Regions from separate parts of the Homo sapiens genome. Here region 1 is linked to region 2. A link is a loop called in an ENCODE intact Hi-C map of the cell type or tissue named here. Cell type or tissue: PC-3. All regions are shown on one strand.

The links. A loop is a pair of places that touch in the nucleus more often than their neighbours do. Peaks named below come from ENCODE experiments on the same cell type or tissue, not always from the same donor. Only the 100,000 strongest peaks of a DNase experiment are listed, where the experiment ranks them.
Region 1: a loop joins it to region 2, with 6 times the contacts of the local background. A loop is called at or near these places in 1 of 110 quality-filtered maps.

Annotation. Positions count from the first base shown.
Region 1 is chrX:132,672,861-132,680,860 of GRCh38, forward strand. All of the region lies in intron 3 of HS6ST2 (heparan sulfate 6-O-sulfotransferase 2), which reads right to left. Among named protein-coding and RNA genes, the nearest start is that of HS6ST2-AS1, 9.2 kb to the left of the region's middle. In PC-3, CTCF peaks have their summits at 3,433 (motif pointing right), 4,136 and 4,335; no DNase peak of the experiment used is centred here.
Region 2 is chrX:132,950,783-132,958,782 of GRCh38, forward strand. It overlaps HS6ST2 (heparan sulfate 6-O-sulfotransferase 2), which reads right to left and starts at 7,847. Exons shown (of 5, transcript NM_001394073.1): 1 at 7,393-7,847; 2 at 6,026-6,544. The coding sequence starts at 7,820. LOC124905219 (a long non-coding RNA gene) reads left to right here and starts at 6,653. Exons shown (of 2, transcript XR_007068337.1): 1 at 6,653-8,000. RefSeq lists an enhancer at 7,226-7,726. In PC-3, no CTCF peak of the experiment used is centred here; DNase peaks (open chromatin) are centred at 2,769, 3,099 and 3,759; H3K4me3 peaks cover 3,866 bases; H3K27ac peaks cover 3,551 bases.

The sequences.
Region 1 (8,000 bases), 280 kb before region 2:
TGGCAATCAGACCCACTCCAATCTGAGTTTTGCTGTTTGGTCAAAGCTAATTGTGGGAGAAGAACCCTGTGGCTTAAAACACACCTGACTCACTTTTTTGATGGGTGGCATATAGAAACTTCTGCATCTCCTTTGTAAGCTCTTTTCGGAATTAATTCATCTCAGATCCCTGAAAAATAGTTGTGCTGATACAACTACAATAGTACTGAAATTTTAAGAATTAATTTTCAGGGTCCCAGGAAATTGAAATTGTATTTCAAGAGAACAGGTTTGGCTATGATATTTATTGTCTACATATCTTTTACTAGGCACTTAGCATGTGGTGCTCGTAGTGTTGCTTATATTTTATTATTTATCTGTCTCTCCAACTCACTTTTAAATGGGCAGTCAAGAGGTATTCATTGAACAAATAAATGAAAAAGCTGCATTTGGGCTCAATGGAAAGAAGTGTCATGATTGAGTATTAATGTCTTGCACCAGTTTGAGAGAAGGAAGTGGTGACACATGTCACATATCTTCCATCCCTGAAGAGGAATGGTCTGGGAGAATTGGACTCCAGTCACTGAAGGTTGGTCATCATGTGCATCACAAAAAACGTGAGCTTAGAAAGGATTCTCAAGCAAGCTTGCTTGGATGGTTGCAGAGTGCCTCTGAAATAACACATCTGTTGCATTTGTATAGTCCTTAATGTTTTCCAATGTGTGTTCTTGTAAGTGATAACTGAGATGAAACCCACTTTATTGTTGAGGGTTTGTTTCAAGTCTCTCTGAGGGAAATACTGGCTATTCTTTACTCCCTAGAGATGCCTCTAGGCTCCTGAACACTCCCTGACTGAAAAAATGCACTTAAAACAGACTCTCCCAGGGATAAAAGCTCATCTAGTCGGCCTCCCCAACAGGTGCTTCAGGCCCCTCTCCAACAGATACACCAAGTCGTCATCTTTTGAAAGGTTTTTCAATCGTGGTTGTTTCCCCATGAAAACTTGCTTTTCTCTTTTCTAAGAGACTCACATTTCTGAAGTATGTTTGCCCTTGTTCTATTGTTGAGCAAGACACCTCTTCAAATATTGATTTCCTTTAATTAAAGCTGATAATACTTTCGCATTTCATTTTTTTCTATCTTGTTAGGTTATGTCCTGAGTGGTTTTCTTTGTTCCAAACTTTTTCACTTCTTTTGCCCGAGGTGTCTAAATTAGAGTCCTTGCCCCTTTAAGTATCTTACGCTCATTATCTATATTTCTGATAATCACCTGGCAAAGATAGTTCAGTTCATTGAGATGTGCTTTTATTTAGCATCCTCTTCTAGTTTCCCTTTGCCTAACTATGGATAATAACAGGATTTCTGAGGGAAGGGAAAAGCTCATTTTTATTGCTATGAAGCCCAGTGTAACTATGATCTCTCAGAAGCAGCCTCATAAGTTCAAAGCATTTATTCAGGAATCCCAGGTTCTAATCCTGGCTGCCAGCAAGGCATTTAACTTCTTGCTGTCTTAGTCTTCTTATCTACAAAGGAGAGGGAATTATACTGATCAGGTAAACCATTCACAATGAAGCTCACAGTTACTCTGGAATTGAAAAGCTCTTGGAAAAGGCAACCAGGGCGCTCACATTATCTTGCCCTCTCCCATTCCATTAACTTTTCACTCTAGCAGCTCACCACAGGGCATCAGGGACTGCAGCAATGGGCTCATTTATTTTTGTTGCTATTTTGCTCTCTTCACCTCTTGGTACATGTTGTTTTTGCCCAGAGAGTGACAGTCACGTCCCTGAATGCCTCATTGGGATCAAGAAAGAACATGAGTCAGTTTCTAAATTATATTATTTTCTCATTTAAGCTGACTAATCCCATGTGTCTTTACCAACAGTATGGACCGTAGTTACAAACTATCAGAGGCCAATAGAACGGTATCTAACAATTGTAAGTGGTATTATAAAACTGTTGCGTTCGCATCTAACTCTGGGCTTCTCCATCACATCAGGGATTGAGGAGCAGAAACCATAGTTATGGAATTGGATGGTTTGGGGTAATTGAGATCTGAAATATAATGAGAGGCTGGGCTGGAATGGCAGTTATAGGGGTGGAAAATAACTATGCCTGGCATGGCAAAAGAAAATATGACAGAACTTGGGGATTGACTATGTTTGGGGAATGAGAATAAACCCTAAATGAAAGTCACTGAGAAGGTTTGCAAGTTGGATGACTGAGAACAAATTTACTCTGCCAGTGAAAGAGAGAGTAGTTGGGAGGGAGATCTGGACTAGAGGAGAAGATGACGGATTCAGTTTGGGGCCTATCGAGTTGGGGTATTGATGGACAGTGTCCCAGTAGGCAATTAGAGAAATGGAACTGGAGCTCAAGAAGAAAGACAAGGCAGATGTGCGGTCATTGCTCCAAAGTGGGACTCAAAGCCATGAGATAAACAGTGAGGCCTGATGAGACAGTGATCCACTATGATTAAGGAGTGTTTCAAGAAGCATCCTATGCCAGAATCTGTTTACTCCCACCCCACTCTATGAGGATTTACAACTGCGTTACAAAGACTTGTATGCCAGAGGTCCAAGTAAAAGCATCTAAATCAGGTAACTTAGTTATGTAGAGATTAATGCTAAGGTTAATGAGGGAAAGTGAAGGCCTCGTTCCTGGTGCAGGCCAGTGGCTTTCTTCATCCCATGCCCATAGTCTGCTTCTCCCCATTCTCCCAGCCCACCCAGATTGCTTACAGATGACAAGGCAAGCTGGGTACCAAGAGATTGGTGGCAATCATTGGCAGCCCATTCCTATAACAAATACCTCACAGAGTACATCCTATGCTGTTTTCACCTTGGTGTAAGAAGGACACTCTGGCAAATGAGCAAAATTGAGCTTTCTACCTTGGCTTCACTTGCAGTTCACATCTTTTCTCTTTACCACGGCCTAACCGAGTACTAGAATTTATACCTCCAATAGTACTAAAATCTCCTTTTTTTTTTTTACATGATTCCCTTCCCTCTTGATTCTCAGTCTCTGCACGTGTCTCACTAACTGGCAACCTCAGCTACCCTCTCTTAGCATCCTTGGTTTTGGGGCAGAAAGCAACCTGTCTGGGAGTAAATCAAGGGCTTTGCCCTTGAAGAGCCAAAGTATCCCAAGCTTCCTGAGTGGAGTTTAGTGTATTAGGCCAGTTTTGAGGGACCTGTGGCCATCACCTTTCCCATACTGAGGTAAGCTTTTGTTGTTAGCCCTGCCTCTGCAACTTCTTACCAACTGAATCCTTTAATGTCTCTGGGTCTCAGTTTCCTATTCTGCCAGTCGTACTTCTTAAGGCCATTACCTAGTTTTGAAAATTATACAATGTTAACCAATTTATCCACTCAGAAAATATTGAATGTGTTTACTCTGTGCCCTTTAATGTGTGTTTACTATGTAGCCTTGGGGATACTATGATGAGTGTGACAAGGTTCCCGCCGGCAGGTGGCCCCAAGGCTAGTGGAGAAGGCAAGCATGTTAACAGCTACATAACAATGTAATGTACCAAGTGGAATAAACAAGTGTGAAAAAATGCTAGGGAAATAAAACAGGAAACAACTGCCTATGCTTGGGAAAGTTAGGGAAAGCAAAGGTAAATGTGAGTTTCCATTATGAAAATTAGGATTTTTGTTTTTGAAGAATTGTAAATCAGAAAAATGAGTTATGAGAATTTTCACAAAATAGAACGAAATTATGCTTATCCTTAGTTTGAAACAGTTCTCTCTCAATAGTGGGCTCATAGACTTAATCATACATCAGATAACCTAGAGTATTTTTTAAATGCAGGTGGCAGGGACCCCCAGAGTTTCTGATTCAGCAGGTCTAAGATGGGACCTGAGAATTTACAATTCTATCAGGTTCCCAGATGACGGTAATGTTTCCTGTCTATGGCCCACACTTTGAGAACTACTGCCTCACAGGAAGCATGAGACAATCACACTTGGTGAAAATTGAAAGAGAACAATCAGCTGTATCCATTGTCTCTACTTTCCAAACATCAAAATTCAAATCTGCTGGATAAAGTGCCCCGCTGTAGGGCTTCTGAGGAGGGCAGATGAGAATGCAAAGGGCTGCTGACATCCATCTCTGCAAAAGCTCCTCTTTCCTGGGGAAGTGGCAATTACTGCAAACACCACAGAGTGGAGCTCCATAGCAGGTGAGACAAAGATTAGATCTGACAGCATTAGTTGAGCCCGAAGTTCTATTTACTGAAAATGATCCGGCATAATTAAAAATTCACAACTGGAGCCTAGTTGGTGAACATTACACATTAGGGAGTCCCCAGAGTAGGCCAGAAAATTCTCAGTGAACTTTTTAGGAAAAGCCAAAGGAGCCAACTGCAATGGCAAGAATTAGCACACGGAGAACAAAGAGAAGTCAGTCAGCCTATTCATTTGGAGGTGAGATTCTGATTTTACACTACAGAATGATACGAACTAAGTGTTGGTGGAGAGGCTCATTTCCTCCTCCCTGGTGAATTACCACTTTGTTTCACTTTCTACTTAATATGTTCTTATGGGATTTTCAAGAATGTCCACTCTGCCTGCACATTACATATTAACTTCTTTAAGGACAAGGGCAAATTGTATTCACATCTGTTCACAATATCTCTGATCACACTTGCCATATACAAGGTTTTCAGCACCTGCTGACTGAAAACCATACCTGGTAAATTGGGCTTCTAACATGTTTACTGAATTGAATTGACTGACTGACGCAAACTAGGTTAGAGGTTTACTAAAGGAGTCATGTGGCTTTGGCTTTTTGTTCAAATTATATGTTAACTCACACTTTATGACTAAAAAGTGACAGCCTATTGCAGAAGTATTTCTTAGCTCTAGTGCCCACAGATAGGAAACTCAAGTAGAGTAAAACCAGTGAAAATTAGCAACTCTGGAGAATGGTGTTGCCATACTAACTGGAAGCAGCCCTGGTGTTGTGGAAAAAGCTTGGGCACTGAAATTAGGAAGAGCTGAGGTCATATTCTGTCTTTATAGCTAGAACTTGAACAAGTTGGGTCATTGAGGCAGGGTTGGTCCTACTTAACCAAGACTGCTGATTTTGACATTGGGGCATGGGGTACCCATTCTCTAGCTCCATGTTGTGCCCAAAGCCAAGAGTATTCAAATATTTCCTTGTTGCTGAACTTGGCATCTTGAGTACTTTCTAGGGGGCCAAATGCATCTATACCTAAAAGTGCATCTGGGCTAGGTGTGGTGGCTCATGTTTGTAATCCCAGCACTTTGGGTGGCTGAGGCAGGAGGATTGTTTGCGCTCAGGAGTCCAAGACCAGCTTGGGCAACATAGCAATACCCTGTCTCTACAAAAACAAAAACAAAATTAGCTGAGTGTGGTGGCACATGCCTGTCATCCTAGCTACTTGAGAGGCTGAGTTGGGAAAATGGCTGGAGCCTGGGAAGTCAAGGCTGCAGTGAGCTGTGATTGCACCACTGCACTCCAGGCTGGGCAACAGAGCGAGACCTTGTCTTAAAAGCAAACAGTGCATCTGGCTCCTTAGAAATCAAGTAGAAGGGCCATGCCAACAAGATATTGAAAATGCCTTCTGGGGTAGAAAGGAAAGTTCCCCTAAACTATGCGTTCATGTGTCTGTTAAAAACACTGACCCTTTAAACCAAAGGACTTTGTACTTTTCTCTTCACGTTTATTTACAGGGACAGATGAAACTATTTCAATTTTTAAACTACTTAGTTATCACACATTCAGGCATCATACCTTTGTTTGAATGCGTGTTATTTCTAAGTAGGGTCTCCTTTGCAAATATTATCTATTCTGTGATCTGTATTGACCACTTTTAATTTTCCTTTCCAAGTGAAACCCAATTGTCAGCCTCTTTGTATTGTGTTACAATTTGGAAAATTGAGCATTATTTTAGTGTGCATGAAAACAGAAGACTAAAATTCTGACAATTTATGGAAACAAAGCACATCTTTTTTATATCATCCACTAATCACTGTTAAACGCTAAACCTTGTATAACTTAAACCAATCTACTTCGCTTCATGCACATGAGTTTTTAATCACAGTCTGGTTAAACCCAAGATGCTTAACTGAGCCAAAGAGTGAGGCTCTTTATTGACCCCTCCCCAGACAAGGGAAAGACGCCTAGAAATATAGAGTTAGAGGAATCCTTAGAAATAGAAAAGTAAGGTCCAGAGAGAAGGGATGTATTCAAGGTAAGTATCCAAGGATGCAGTACTGACTTGACAGAACTTAGCTAGCATATAGCAGACAGGGCCATAGCCACCACGGAGTACAGAACAAGGCCAGAAGGTGTGGGATCAAAGATGCTGTAACATGAATTAATTGTGGCTCCATTTGCCAATATCAGCCATACAAGAAGGGTTGGCAGTCTTATCAGGGAACCTGCCCCTATAGTCACGTAGGTTCTTTTCTATTTTCCCTAAGCGTCAGCCAGTTTGAGAAATAAAGGGACAGAGTACAAAAGAGAGACATTTTAAGGCTGGGCATCTGGGGGAGACATCACATGTCAGTAGGTTCCGTGATGCCCCACAAGCCGCAAAACCAGCAAGTTTTTATTAGGGAGTTTCAAAAGGGGAGGCAGTGTACGAATAGGGTGTTGGTCACAAAGATCACATACTTCACAAGGTAATAGAATATCACAAGACAAATGGAGGCAGGGCGAGATCACAGGACCACAGGACTGGGGCGAAATTAAAATTGCTAATGAAGTTTCAGGCACCATTGTCATTGATAACATCTTATCAGGAGACAGGGTTTTGAGAGCAACCAGTCTGACCAAAATTTATTAGGTGGGAATTTCCTCTTCCTATTAAGCCTGGGAGCGCTATGGGAGACTGGGGTCTATTTCACCCCTACAGCCTCGACCATAGAAGACAACCACGCCTGGGGGGGGGCCAGTTCAGAGACCCACCCCCAGGCGCGTATTCTCTTTCCCAGGGATGTTCCTTACTGAGAAAAAGAATTCAGCGATATTTCTCCCATTTGCTTTTGAAAGACGAGAAATATGGCTCTGTTCCACCTGGCTCACCAGCGGTCAGAGTTTAAGGTTATCTCTCTTGTTTCCTAAACATTGCTGTTATCCTGTTCTTTTTTCAAGGTGGCCAGATTTCATATTGTTCAAACACACATGCTCTACAATTTGTGCAGTTAACGCAATTATCACAGGGTCCTGAGGTGACATACATCCTCCTCGGCTTACGAGATGACGATTAAGAGATTAAAGTAAAGACAGGCATAGGAAATCACAAGTGTATTGATTGGGGAAGTGATAAGTGTCCATGAAATCTTCACAATTTATGTTTAGAGATTGCAGTAAAGACAGGCATAAGAAATTATAAAAGTATTAATTTGGGGAACTAATAAATGTCCAAGAAATCTTCACAATCCACGTTCTTCTGCCATGGCTTCAGCCGGTCCCTCTGTTTGGGGTCCCTGACTTCCCGCAACACAGCCTTCTTTTTTTGTTGGGGAGAGTATGTGGAAGAAGATGACATGTTCAGTTTTGAGCTATGTTGAGTTTTGTGTGCCTGTTGGTACCTCTAGGTAAGATGTTTAGTTGGCAATTGGATAGACGGATGCAGAACTTAGCTGGATATAGAGATCTCAGCTGAAGAATGGTCTTTAGAGATTTGGGAGTCTATGGTAGTTCAAACCTTTAGAAGAGATTACATGAGGAGAGTGTGTAGCATGAGAAGAGAATAGCCTTGGAAGAAGATTAAGGAGGACAGGCCAGAGAAGGGACAGTGGGCTCAAAGGAGAACAACACCAGAAGGCTTGGGATCAAAGGAGAAACTAGATCTAGTCTGGGGGCATGAGTATTCCCATCATAATAGACTCATTTGCTGATGGCTGGGCATGGTGGCTCACACCTGTAATCCTAGCACTTTGGGAGGCTGAGTCGGTGGATCACCTGAGGTCAGGAGTTCAAGACCAGCCTGGCCAACATGGTGAAAACCCTGTCTCTACTAAAAATATAAAAAAATTAGCTGGGCA
Region 2 (8,000 bases):
AAACCTTTTCGTTTTGGCTTTTTTTTGACAGATAAGCATATCTTATTCTTATGTAATCATAACTATTGATCTTTTTTCCTTTATTCAAACATCCTTTTCCTTGGCTAAGAGTCCCATATGTGAATTGCAGCTATCACTTAAATAACAACGCCAATTGTGAATTCAGATTAACTGGGTCCACAGATTCCCACATATAATGTACGATGGAGCCCTAACCTGCCCCAGAGCCCCAGTTGTCACCTCCTTATAAGTCCTGTCCACTAGAAATCTAGGCAACAGGAACCAGTCATGACTTCTTAGTACTCTCCAGCCCGAACCAGATCCCCTTCTCAACCTCTCTGTTTTGGTGGCTGGTACCACCTACATTCCAGACTAGATATCAGGGAGATAGCTTTACCTAGACTCCGACCTTTATTTACTTTCATGGTGTTTTTGCACTCTTTCCATCCAAGAGCTTCTCATACTTACTGGGGTTCCTCATTGCCATTCAAGTCCTCCACAGTGGAGCCTAACCCCATCTACTTCCCTAACCATTATTACTCCAAGCATGAACCTTTCGGGTCTGGCCAGACCTGCCTAGGTGAGGTTGCTGGACCTCAAAAGGTCATGAGGACTCCGTGCCCACCCACAATGCCTCCTTTCTTCTTAATACAACTCTCCTACTCCCAGAGGCCTTCTCAAAAGGATGTCTCCTTTTTCTGGCCTGTTCCTCATACTTTAGAAAGGAAAGGGCCCTGGAAAGCATGTCATTTAAATCTCCAATTTTATAGATAAGACACTGAGACCAAGGGAAGGAAAAGGGCCTGTCCAAAATCTAAATTTCCTCTCCCAGCACCTGTCTACATGACATAGTCCTGCACTTCACATGCTAATCTTTATGGACTTGAGGCTGAAGATGGTTATCTTGGCTTTTTTGGTTTCTTCTTGGCTCTAATCTCCCCACAACTGCTAGCACCATGCCAGAGACATAATAGTTACTCCATCTGCTTTGCCGATTAGACCCAAACTACAACATAACAGATGGACTTTTGTCTATTTTTTGTATATTCTGGTAAATGTATGACATTTTAAAGACATTATTGATTTTCAAATTGTTTTCAAACAAAATCCATTTTTTAATTAAATATCTAAAGTACTAAATTGTTCTGTTCTACCATAAGCTCTGTGAGACAGAGAATGATGTCTCTTCCCTGGAATATAATGAACAGTTTCACAAAATCTTGCTTAATGAATGACAGAAAAAAACGGATGGCTATTCTTTTAATGTCATTACATACTACCTCAGTTGATGACTGATATCCATGAAAGACAAGCTCTAGCATTTTAATTGCCCCATAGCACTGATCTAAAATTATTATTAAGTGATGTTAATTCTGAATAGCCTTTTGTACTACCTGAGAACTTACAGCTTTGTAAGGACTCCAACACCATGTTCGACATCCATGCAAAGATGCTAATTAATACTACTGGAATTCTACAGATATTGTAATGGTAGATTTCTCCCCCTCTTCTATGAAATAGCTAAGATGGTACCACAGCTCTCAAAGACAGCTGAAGAAATGTATCCTCAGCTAAGTAAAACTGAGCCCAACAGCTTAGAGCCTGATGAACCACACGACCAGTACTGACCACTGGCTGTAACAGTCCATTCTGCTTAATGCCTCAGCCTATATCACAAGCCTGTTGTGTCATTTTGCCTCACTGCAAAATCAAGGAGAAGAAAGAGGGAAAGCGTGGGCTTGTGAGGCATGATCAGGTACACACACTCTATAGTTACAGCTCTTTCAAAATAGAGCCACCTTTTAAAAACAAATGGGAATAAAAGAAAGCTTTTCCCACAATTAAAAAAAAATAGAATGACCAAAAAAAGCTTTTCTCCATCTAAACAAACACTTTTTAGTCCTTTCCCATCAATGATATGCTACTGGATTTGAGATGATAATTAATTACTCTTCCAGATGCCTCAGCCTGCTCCCATCCTGCTCAGCTTTGCAGGGATTCCCAATATGGCAATGAAAGGCCCCTCTGCAATCTAGCCACAAGACCTACCCCTGGTGAATAAAACACCTCAGGGATGTAGAAATCTGTTCTTCTCCCAATGGGTGTGGTACCCCCGGCCCAATCACTCATCCAAACTGAAAATTTTAGAGATGCTAAAAGTCTAGGGTACAACATGAATATGATCAGATTCTTTGACTTGTATAGCCATGGACCCTGACCTCTCAACCCCATTCTGTGCATGCTGGCCAGCATGATACTTAGTGATGAAGAAGGGGGCTAGTGCTATTTCTTTGGGCCCAGTTCTGAATTCCCTCTACAGAACAAATGGCACACTAGAGTTGGCTACAAACAGAGGAAATTTGGCCTAAGAAAAGCCTGCAGAATTTGGGACTTTTAACAGCTTGTGAGCAACAATGTTTGGATACACTTTCAAAAATGGTCTCAGAAATTCTAAAATGAGCAGGACCCTGAGTGACTGCAAACAACATACTGGCAGACAGATGGATGAAATCCAATTTCTGATTTTTTTTAAAGAAATATTATTCTTAATAAACAACTTGAGCCTTTCACCAGCCAAGCTCTCTCTCTCTCTCTCTCTTTGTCCTCTCCAGGCAACGTGATCACGGTTGTTTCTATTCAGCAGTTATATATCACCCAAGCACTTAACCATCCGCGGAGGCAGAGAAGCATCCCAAATGTAGCACTGGAAGCAGGATTCAGAGTCTTGGCTTGCAGCCACAATAGCCTCTGATACCTCCCTAATGTGGATGAATGGCTGTGAGTCAGTAGGTGGTTCCTGTCGCAGCTGAAGGCTCCTACTGAAGCTCATCCAACCAGGCCTCAGCCCGCTCCCATCCTGCTCAGCTTTGCAGGGATTCCCAACATGGCAATGAAAGACCCCTCTGCAATCTAGCCACAAAACCTATCCCCAGTGAATAGAAAGCCTTAGGGATGTAGAAATCCGTTCTTCTCCCAATGGGTGTGGTAATCCTGGCCCAAAAACTCATCCAAACTCACATGTTGTAAAATGACTGACGATGATAATGATGTAGGTGATAACAACAACAGCCAACATTTATTGTGTTCATTCACTTTGTGGGAATGACTAACTCAAGACCTCACTGTGGTTTTGCAAAAAACCCTTGTTCATCAAGGTGCAGTCAACAGAGCAAGGGTTGTGGAGTCAGACAGAAGTGCAGTCAGATTCCTGCTGTGCCGCTAAAAAAACTCAGTGACCCCGGGGAAGCCCTTTAGCCTTTTTGGGCTTCATTCTCATCTGATAAATGGGGATCCTTTTGTCCACTCTGGCCTCTTGCTGAAGATGGTGCAGGTTTACAGAGGAATACCAGAGATAAGGGATATGAACGCTTATCATAAACTGGAGTGCACTCTCTACACAGGATCTGGTCGAGGGTCACATGGCTGGTTAGTGGCTGGCCTAGAACTAAGGCCCAGCTGTCTGAACTCCCAGGCCAGAAAGGTGGAACTGTTGTTCCCCTCAGTTGAGAGGAGCACAGAGACCACCAGCTGGCATGGAGAGGCTGTTTGACACAGGAACTCCCAAAAGCAGACTCTCCCATTTCCAGACACCAGCTTCTCACCCCCACATTTCACCATCGGTGCAGCTGCCTTTACCTCTAAATTTTTGCCTCGCACAGACACATACAACAGTCACATACACACACTCTCTCATTCTCACACACACATGCACACCTTAGCTCTTACAGATTATCAGAACTCACAGAACTGGTCCTGCAACCTCCTAGGGGATCTGTCAACATCCAGAGAAATTCTGGAACCCCTAGGCTATCCCTATTCTTCAAAGTGAATATTTCTGGAGGTGGGCAGGAATGAATGAAATAAAAAGGTGCCCTTGAGGTAGCAATGCATTTCTCTAGCAAGTTTTATTTCATTTTTGCAAACACCGTAAAATCCAGTAACTGTGACTTTTTAGAACATGGTTGCTCTTTGATTAGACTAGATGCTACTGTAGTATCACCCTTTTAATAACCAAGAAAATCCTATGTCATTTCAAATAATTTTGCTTCAATTTGGGACAATCCAAGAGGCTTTGAGGGGTTCTGGTTATCTTCTGGAGAATGCGGGAAGGAATCTGCCAGAGGACAGTAGCCACCAAACAGATAATCTAGACCACATTAATAATGTGTGTTTATAGACATCATACTCTGACCTACATGTTCAAAAGGATCAGTAAAGGCACATGTGCCCCATGGAACTCCAGACAAGGCCATGGCTTTCATGGTGACCAAGACCTTGTTTTCACTTCTCTGCTATAGTCATGGCTGTGGAATTCTACTTTTGCCCAGAAGAGCTTTTTAAATATTACCACCTCTCAATACACCTACAAGGTCTGTCAGTATGAGAAATTCTTTTCAATATTGCCAAATTGTTTGGGAACTTATTAAACACCAGAATATTGTTGTGACAATGACTTACACAATTGTACCAATGGATTGAGGTCCTGGGGCTAAGGTTTTCTTGGGGTGGAAGAAAAAATTTGTTAGTATTGGAAAGGAAATACAAGTTTGGCAGATTCTGACACAATTCCAGCATTTGAGAAAGGACAGTGTAAACTGAGAGAAGAGAGAGTGAAGAGGAGAGCCAGGGGGTGATGTTCCCCTTAAATCTCAATGGTAATCTGAAAGTCAGAGGGCTCTAGGGCTCTATTTGCTGCAGTTGGACAGAAAAATCCACACTGGTTGTTGCGTTCTAACAGTCACCTGCAAAGCATCCCCTTGTCCAGGGTACCAAGTGCACCCGGGGGATGGGGATGGGACACAGACATGTCCTTGCCGGCCCAGAGACCCCATCCAGAGGCCTCCAGGCCATGAAACTCACCTTGTGCACCCCCTGGACTCCCTGCTTCAGCCCAGATTTGTTTTAAGGAGACTTGCGAAACAGTAGCCCTGGCTGGACTAACTGCACCCCATAGCACTCACTTCCCCCACCCCACCACCACCCACTTTACAGTACTGCATGACCTCTAGCAACTGGACATCGCGTCTGGAGGGAGGAAAATACCCTTGCTTCTGGCTACAGACTATTAATAAATCAGCTTTTACCGCATCAGCCCAGGCTCACAGAACATGGGCTGGCAGCGCCCCATGCTGGGGCTCAAGCTTTTTAAATATTTTTTGTAAATCAGGAGAGGCTCCTGGTGACTGAACCCCACATGGGGTCCAGGGCACCATCCCAGCCCGCCCTTCGGTCCGCGGGGTGCCCCCCGCCACTCCCAAAGAGCCACGGATGCCTCTCATGCAGCCAGTAGTGATAAGCAAGCCTGGGAACCATGAGCTCTCCTTGGATGTCGGAAAATAGCGACAGAGGGACACCCAGTCGCCCGGGAAGACCAGAGCCAGAGCGGGGAAGGAGCGAGGTGATAAAAGTCCGGCAAGAAGAGAAAAACAGAAAGGGTAAGAGAGAAAAAGAATAAAAGCGAGAGAGGGGAATGGAAAGAAGGAAACAGCGAGCAAACAGGAGCAGACAACATCTAGGACACAAGAGAGAAAGAGGGAGAACAAGGCAAATAGACGAAATAGGGGGGAAAGCGGGGGGAGGGAAGAATGCGGGCGCCGAAAGGAGGAAGAGAGCGCTGAAAGGAGACTTCGGAACCCGGGTGCAGAGTAGAAGAAAGCAGGGATCCAGAGACGCTGCACGGAGAGCGCGGCTCTTTAGGGCTCTCCAGTGCGGAGACTGAGTACGATGCCCCGTCCCAGCGGCCCCGTTCCGGCCGCTCGGCCGCCTCCCCCGCACGCTCTGCCAACCATCACGCAGGCCACCCTGCGGACAGACAGACGGTCAGTCCGGGGCCGGAGCGGAAAGCCTTTCTGTGGCCGCCACAGCGCGGCGAACGTGCGCTACTGGGCGCCCAGCACCTGCCCAGCCGGGGTGCAAACGCCCGGGCGTCAGGGTGCGCGCTAGGTCCCCGGCTTGGGCCAGCCGCGCCTCCCAGCCCTCCGCCCGCCTAGGCCCGGGTCCCGCTCGACTACCGGCGCGCACTCACCTGGACGGTCTCAGCCTGGCGTCGCGCTTGCCGTCCACCACGGAGGGCACACAGCTGGTGAGCTCGGTCCAGTCGGCGTGCAACCCGCAGCTCCAGCCCGTGGAGAACCTGGAGAAGAGCCAGGTTTCCCGCTTACCCGGCCGGTGGCAAGTGCATTTCTTCTGACCCACGCGGCACTCGCACGGCTGCTCCAGCTGGATGTTACGCACCAAGTGGCGGCCGAAAGTGGTGCCCCCGGTCTTCTGGATGTGCAGGAACACGATCAGGTCATCGCCCTTGATGTCGAAGTCTACCTTGCGCAGGAGGTCGCCGCGGGTGAAATTGTAGCGGGGCACGAACCTGGCGGAGCTCTCATCCTCCGAGCGGTACGGGTCCGGCACCGGGGAGCTGAACGCCTGCAGGCGGAGGAGCTGGCATTCTGTGCCGGGGCACACGTATTGGAGGACGATCACGGCAAATAGGAAGAGCATCACCAAAGCTAGCAGCAGCTTGTTGGATTTCTCATCCATGTTCCCGACGCTGGGGGAAACCCAAGCTCGTTACGTCAATCCCGCAGCTCAGCCCGCGCTCGTCGTGCCCCCGCACCGCCCCCTTCCCCTGGAGCCGCTGCTGCGCCCCTCTCCCCCTCCCCTCCGCACCGAGTACTCCACGGCGGCGGCGGCTGCGGCGGCGGCTCCCTTCCCCGCTTCCTTCCTTCCCGGCAGGCTCAGCGCTGTGGCTTCTGCGGCACACACACACCCCCACCCCGACTCCTTCCCGCGGGCCGTTCGCCCCCTCCCCCCGCCAGAGCTCTCCGGAGCTCCCCGGAGCCCCTCCACGGGGTTTAGCCCCAGTGGGACCCCTCCGGGCCCAGTCGCCCCACTCCTCAACTCACGCCCCCAGTCCGGGCCCCCGCGTGTCTCGCTCCACTCTCGGTGGCTCCCGCTCCCATCCCCATCCCGCTTCGTCCGCCGGACTCTCCGGGCTCTTCTGCCCCTATCCTCTTTGGAGCGCACACCTCTGTCCGGGTTTCTCCCCGCATGCCCCGAAGCCCTCCTTTTGCCGGCGCCCGCGCCCGCTTGCCCACCCGGTAGGCGGCCTCGAGGGAGCTCGGAGCCGGGGGCTCAGAGTTACCCTGGGGGAATGAGCCGGCCGGCAGCCCGACTTGCTATCGGAGACGCTGCGCTGCCGGTGCCCGCGGAACAGTAGCGACGGAGCCGCGGCGTGGGCAAATGCGCGCCGCACCCCTCCGGAGACCCTAGCCGGGCCACCAATGGCCAGCTGGAACTTTACGCCCTTCTCTACCCCCCGCGGCTGCCTTCCCTCCCCGTACAGCACCTTCGCGCCCTGGCCTGGGAGCGCGAACCCCGCTTTCACCTAGAACGTACCTGGCCATGGGGCCGAAAATCTTGGAGAAGATCGCACCGAGCACGTGCTTCAGCGAGTGGCCCAGGGCGGCCAGGCCCCGAGTGAGCAGGGCCCGGCAGAGGGAGCCCAGGTCCCAGCGTCGCCTGAGGACGTGCATCCGCCTGCGGCGGCCCCGGGACAGCAGCGCGAAAAGCGGGGCGCACGCGGCTCCCGCCAGGGAAGAAGACGCCTTTCGGGGCTTGTCCAGGAGCGGCCGGGTGTGGAATCCGTGAGACACACCCCTAGGAGGGCCCGCGCGAACTGAGGCGGCGACCGACCCGGGCCGGCTCGCTGCCAATTCGGCCTCTACTCTGGAATGCCGGCGGGGACAGGTGGTGCGGACGGGCGCTCCTCGCTCCGGTTGCCGCGGCGGCTCGAACTCCCGGACTGCACACGCAGGCAGTGCCATTCCCCCCTTCAGGCAACTCAGGGTACTAAGGATCACGAGCGAGCTTGAATTTATATAATAATGCCTCACGCCTAAGAGCTCGAGCCACTTCACAAGCAGAGAACCTGGGTTTTCTCTTTTCTTGGAGTACGGAGGTCACTCCGCTTAGCGCATCACTCCACTTTGGCTCGTAATTTCAAC